Regions from separate parts of the Homo sapiens genome. Here region 1 is linked to region 2. A link is a loop called in an ENCODE intact Hi-C map of the cell type or tissue named here. Cell type or tissue: B cell. All regions are shown on one strand. Each heading gives the region's core, and the rest is flanking DNA. Links, peaks and the distances in the headings are about the cores only.

The links. A loop is a pair of places that touch in the nucleus more often than their neighbours do. Peaks named below come from ENCODE experiments on the same cell type or tissue, not always from the same donor. Only the 100,000 strongest peaks of a DNase experiment are listed, where the experiment ranks them.
Region 1: it touches region 2 in a loop (8-fold over the local background); 2 of 110 quality-filtered maps call a loop at or near these places.

What each region holds. Positions count from the first base shown.
Region 1 is chr19:14,870,119-14,873,040 of GRCh38, forward strand. No RefSeq gene overlaps it. Among named protein-coding and RNA genes, the nearest start is that of OR7A17, 15 kb to the right of the region's middle. In B cell, for the core only: a CTCF peak has its summit at 1,695 (motif pointing right); a DNase peak (open chromatin) is centred at 1,733.
Region 2 is chr19:15,024,169-15,027,090 of GRCh38, forward strand. No RefSeq gene overlaps it. Among named protein-coding and RNA genes, the nearest start is that of TEKTL1, 15 kb to the left of the region's middle. RefSeq lists a silencer at 1,201-1,270. In B cell, for the core only: no CTCF peak of the experiment used is centred there; a DNase peak (open chromatin) is centred at 1,273.

The sequences.
Region 1 (2,922 bases), core at 158-2,657, 150 kb before region 2:
GCACTGTCCAGAAAATGAATGTGTGATGTTATAAAACAAAAGAAGAAAGAGGTAAGAAGGAGAATGTGGATGGAGTGTTATTTTTTATTGGGTGGTCAGGTAAGACCAGTAGACAAGGTGACAACTGAACAGAGACCACAATGAAGACAGGGTGGAGTCACCATGTTCCTTGCAGAAGCGTATGCAAGGCAGAAGGAACGACAATGAAAGACCCTGAGGCGTGTTCTTCTTTCAGATGTTCAAGTCCAACAAGTAAGCCAGTGTGGCAGGCAAACAAGCAAGAGGAGAGGAATGAGAGATGGTTTCAGAGGATATTGAGGAAGGAGTTGGCCTGGAAGCTGCTGAAACCTGAAGACACAAGGAGTCCTTCTGTCCAGATGTTGCATTTGCACTTTATTAATTTGGTTGCAAAGGCGCCCCATGAATTGCAATGAACTTCCTCTTTGTTTCCTGCTGTGGCCTTGAGTTCTGATGTTCATATGATGAGTTATCTTTTGGAATACATAGCCCAGGTTCTCTTTGTCTGAAACTTCTCACCCTAAAGAAACACACACACACACATACACACGGAACACATATACACATCTGACGTTCATATTTTGTGTTGTCATTTGGAATATGTAACTCAGGATCTCTTTGTCTGAAACTTCTTCTCACTCTGAAGCATCATACACACACACACACACATAAACACACACACACACATAGACACATACACACATATATACGGAACACACATACACATCTGCTGTGGCTTCCTGGGTGCATGTTACTCCCATGCCCTTCTCAACACCAATTACAGCATTAGAAAGGAAATGGATACCAGGTAAGATTTGAATAATGAAAATCTAAAACAAACTTATGAAAGAAAAGATATGAAATAAATTACTGACGTGAGTCAGAAATTCAAAATTAAAGTGGCAAACATCTGCAAATAAATGCTCAACCATTGTGGAAGACAGTGTGGCAATTCCTCAGAGATCTAAAGACAGAAATATCCTTCAACCCAGCAATCCCATTCCTGGGTATATACCCATAGGAATATAAATCATTCTATTATAAAGACACATGCACACGTATAGTCATTGCAACACTATTCAAAATAGCAAAGACATGGAGTCAACCTAGATGCCCATGAATGATAGACTGGATAAAGAAAATGTGGTACATATATACCATGGAATACTATGCAGCCATAAAAAAGAACAAGATCATGTCCTTTGCAGCAACATGGTTGGAGTTAGAGGCCATTATCCTTAGCAAACTAACACAGGAACAGAAAATCAAATACCAGATGTTCTCACTTACAAGTGGGAGCTAAATCATGAGAACACACGGACACAGAGAAGGGAAAAACACACTGGGGCCAACTGGAGGGTGGAGGGTGGGAGGAGGGAGATCAGGAAAGATAACTAATGGGTACTAGGCTTAATACCTGGGTGATGAAATAATCTGTACAATAAACCCCCATGACACGTGTTTACCTATGTAACAAAACTGCACATGTACCCCTGAACTTAAAAGTAAAAAAATTAAAATACGCTTTTTTTAGCAGTAGAAGAAACAGTATTTAAAGCCATAATTTCATTCCTATCTAAGTATAAATGGATCCAAATATGCTTACGAAAAAGATCTTAAGTTGAATGTAATTTTAGTTTGTATTCAATTGTAGGTTGTGAGTGCAAAAGAGTATCTTCCACAAGATGGCAGTAGATTACTGCTTTAAAATATAGATCTGCATATTCTCATTTATATGCAGAATCTAAATAATCAAACTCATAGGGATAGAGAGGAGTAAGGCAGTGGTTACCAGGGACTGGAGTATGGGGTGGGGTGGATGCAGAAAGCGGAGACATTAGATAAAGGATATAAAGTTAGCAAGAATGGGTTCTAGTAATCTATTGCACAGCATGATGACTTTAGTTGAGAATAATGTATTATATATTTCCAAAGTGCTAGTATCATAGATTTTAAATGTTCTCAACCACAAAGACATGATAAGTGTATGAAGTGACCGATACATTAATTAGGTTCCTTTAATCATTCTACAATGAATACATATAAAATAACATCTTATCCTGTGTTAGTTTGCTGAGAATGATGGTTTCCAGCTTCATCCATGTCCCTGCAAAGGACATGAACTCATCCTTTTTTATGGCTGCATAGTATTCTATGGTGTATAGGTGCCACATTTACTTTATCCAGTCTACCATTGACGGGCATTTGGGTTGGTTCCAAGTCTTTGCTATCGTGAACAGTGCTGCAATAAACATACGTGTGCATGTGTCTTTATAGTAGAATGATTTATAATCCTTTGGGTATATACCCAGTAATGGGATTGCTAGAAAACCAAACACTGCATGTTCTCACTCACAAGTGGGAGTTGAACAATGAGAACACACGGACACAAGGAGGGGAACATCACACACCGGGGCCTGTCGGTGGGTGGAGGGCTAGCGGAGGGATAGCCTAATGCAGATGATGACGGCTTGATGGGTGCAGCAAACCACCATGGCACGTGTATACCTATGTAACAAACCTACGTGTTCTGCACATGTATCCCAGAACTTGAAGTATAATAAAAAATAAAAATAGAAATAAAAATAAAATAACATCTTACTGCACCCCACAAGAATGCAATGATTTTTGTCAATCAAAACAGAAATTAAAACATTAAATTAAAAATAAAAATAGATCTAATTACAAAAGGAAGCAATAAGCAAAAACAGATGTGAAATAAGATGGAAATACTTATGAAGGATGATATATTTCTAGCAATGATGCAGAAGAATTTTCTAAGTCAAAAAACAATTGGAGAGGTGGGAACAAATTATGACAAACAGATTTGAGCACACAACGCTTATAAACTTTCACACATTTTCCTGATATACACCTCTACATACATAAAAATTAAACATTATT
Region 2 (2,922 bases), core at 303-2,802:
CTGGTTCAGGTCCTTCTGCTTTTCCAGTAGGCTCTTGGACACCCCGCCATCACAGGACCCCTCACACTGAGCTGTGATTCTTATCTGCTCTTCCCAGGAAGATCCAGGGTGTTGCACACATACAGAAAGAATGTGCATTACAGCCACAGGTATCTCCTAAGCAACTGCTCTGTGTCAGAGGCTGTGTGAGGCGCCAGGGATACAGCAAGGATGTGTCCCTCCGTCGTGGAGCTCACAGTGTATATGCTGAGAATGGCCTTCACAAATGTTGGTATCCTTTTGGCAAAGCCAGCCAATTGTATGGACCTAAGCACCAACGTTTAGCAGAGAAGAAAATGAAGCTCATTTTTCTTCTCATTTTCCCAGGGTTACACAGCCAGAGATGGGTAAAGCAAGATTTCAACCTGTCATGCTCCACATCTCAAGCAGGGACCAGGATCTGAATGAGTCCCCAAAACAAGAGAATGGAGATTGGGTCAATTATGGCCACTGGACAGAAAAACGCATGGGCAAAAAAGAGAGCCATCTGCCCAGGATGACAGACCTGGGTAGGAGTTCAGCTGGGGATCGGCTCCATTGGTCTGACTCAGAAGCATTGTGTGTCACAGCCAGCTCCCTTATGTCAAGACAGACTCTACAGCTTGGGGGTTACAGGCCCCCAGTCTCCCTGGGGCTCAGACTCCCACATAAACTATTCTTCTTCAAGCACTTCTTCCCAGTACCAATCAGGATATCAACAAGAAACAGCACACTCCATTTGCAAGAAGTTTAAGGGCCAGGTGCGGTGGCTCACACCTGTAATCCCAGTACTTAGGGAGGCCGAGGCAGGCGGATCATTTGAGGTCAGACGTTCAAGACCAGCCTGGCCAACATGGTGAAACTCTACCTCTACTAAAAATACAAAAATTAGCCAGGCATGGTGGCGGGAGCCTGTAGTCCCAGCTACTTAGGAAGGCTGAGGCAGGAGAATCGCTTGAATCCCAGAGGTGGAGGTTGTAGTGAGCTGAGATCGCCCCACTGCACTCCAGCCTGGGTGACAGAGTGAGACTCTGTCTCAAAAAAAAAAAAAAAAAAAAGAGAGAGAGAGAGAAAGAAGTTTAAGAGACCACAGTTGATCCTCATTATCCCCAAATTTACTTGCTAATTCACTTACCGAAATTTATTTGTCACTTCAAAATCAGTACTTGTAGTGCTTTCACAATCATTTGCAGGCATGCACAGAGCCGTGAAAACATTTTTAGCCACCTGATGTTCACACTGCCCCTCTGAGGGCAAAGAAGGTGATGCTGCCTTTTTGTGCCAGCTCTCTTACCATAAACAAGTGTCCTTGTGGTAGCCTATTTAGCATCTCTGTCTCTCTCTCTCTTTTTTTTTTTTTTTTTTTTTTGCATTTTTGTGCATTTTGTTGGTGGTTTTTGCTGTTTAAAATGACTTCCAGGGGTTAGTGCTGAAGTGCTGTCTACTGTCCCTGAGCACAAGAAGGCTGAAATGTGTCTTAGGGGAAAAATACATGCGTTAGATAAGCTTCATTCAGGCATGCATTATAGTGCTGTGGCCGTGACCTCCATGTGCATGAATGCATCACATATATTAAATAAGGTGTCTTTTTTTTTTTTTTTGAGACAGAGTCTCACTCTTTTTGCCCAGGCTGGAGTGCAGTGGTGCAATTTTGGCTCATTGCAACCTCCGCCTCCTGTGTTCAAACGATTCTCCTGCCTCAGCTTCCCAAGTAGCTGGAATTACATACACACACCGCCACACCCAGCTGATTTTTGTATTTTTAGTAGAGACAGGGTTTCACTATGTTGGCCAGGCTGCTCTCGAACTTCCGACCTCAAGTTAACTTCCAACCACCCGCCTCGGCCTCCCAAAGTGCTGGGATTACAGGCATGAGCCACCGCACCCGGCCAAATAAGGTCTCTTTAAATAGAAACACCTAAAACAAGGTTATGTCTTGATTCGTTGACAAAAGGGCTGTGACCACAGGCTCACAGAAACCTAATCCTGTATTTCCCCATGAGCCATGGTTCAGCGTTCACTGATTCAGTGTGCGTGGTGGCTTTATGGACCATTACCGCAAATAACAGGAATTAACTGTGTTTGCAAAGGTGTGGGCAGCTAGTAGGGAAACCTCAAAGGATAGCTAGCATAATATCCACATGCCAGTGATTGCGGGGAGCCTTTTCCACCTGTGGGTCTGAAGGGAAAGGGCTGTTAGCAGATGGGAGCATGTAACTCTGTGATGCTGCAGTGTAGACGCCGTGAAATGCCCCTACCCACCTCTCTGTCCATTGGCCAGTGTCCCCGATGGGCCGAACCACCCTGCTGACTTTTGACCTTCACGCAGGTCCTTCCCGGAGCTGGGAATTATCCCTTTACCCTCACCTTTGCCCATCTTGATGCCCAGAAATCTTGCATAGGAGGCAAATGCTCCCCTTGCAAGCAATGTCTTGCCCTGGGGTTTGCAGCCTGCCACCCTCACCTTGCTGTCACCGCCCCAGTTTGTGACCTCAGCTCACACAATGTCCCCAAACAGCATTTGCACAATTCCCCCCATTGCCTCAGAGCTGAGATTTCAGCTGCTGCCCTAGATGTGAGTCCTGTGCACCCAGCAAGCTTCTCCACGACACCATGAGGTGGGTGTCATTATCCCAACCTTAGAGATGAAGAAATAGGCCCAAAGCAGTACAAAATGTATAGATGCCACCACCCAGCAAGTAAGGGGCTAAGTGTGGGCTGTAAAAATTGTAGGCAGGGCAGGCGCGGTGGCTCATGCCTGTAATCCCAGCACTTTGGGAGGCCAAGGCTGGCAGATCATTTGAGGTCAGGAGTTCAAGACCAGCCTGGCCAGCATGGTGAAACCCTGTCTTTACTTTAAAAAATGCAAAAATTAGCTGCACATGTTGGCACATGCCTGTAGTC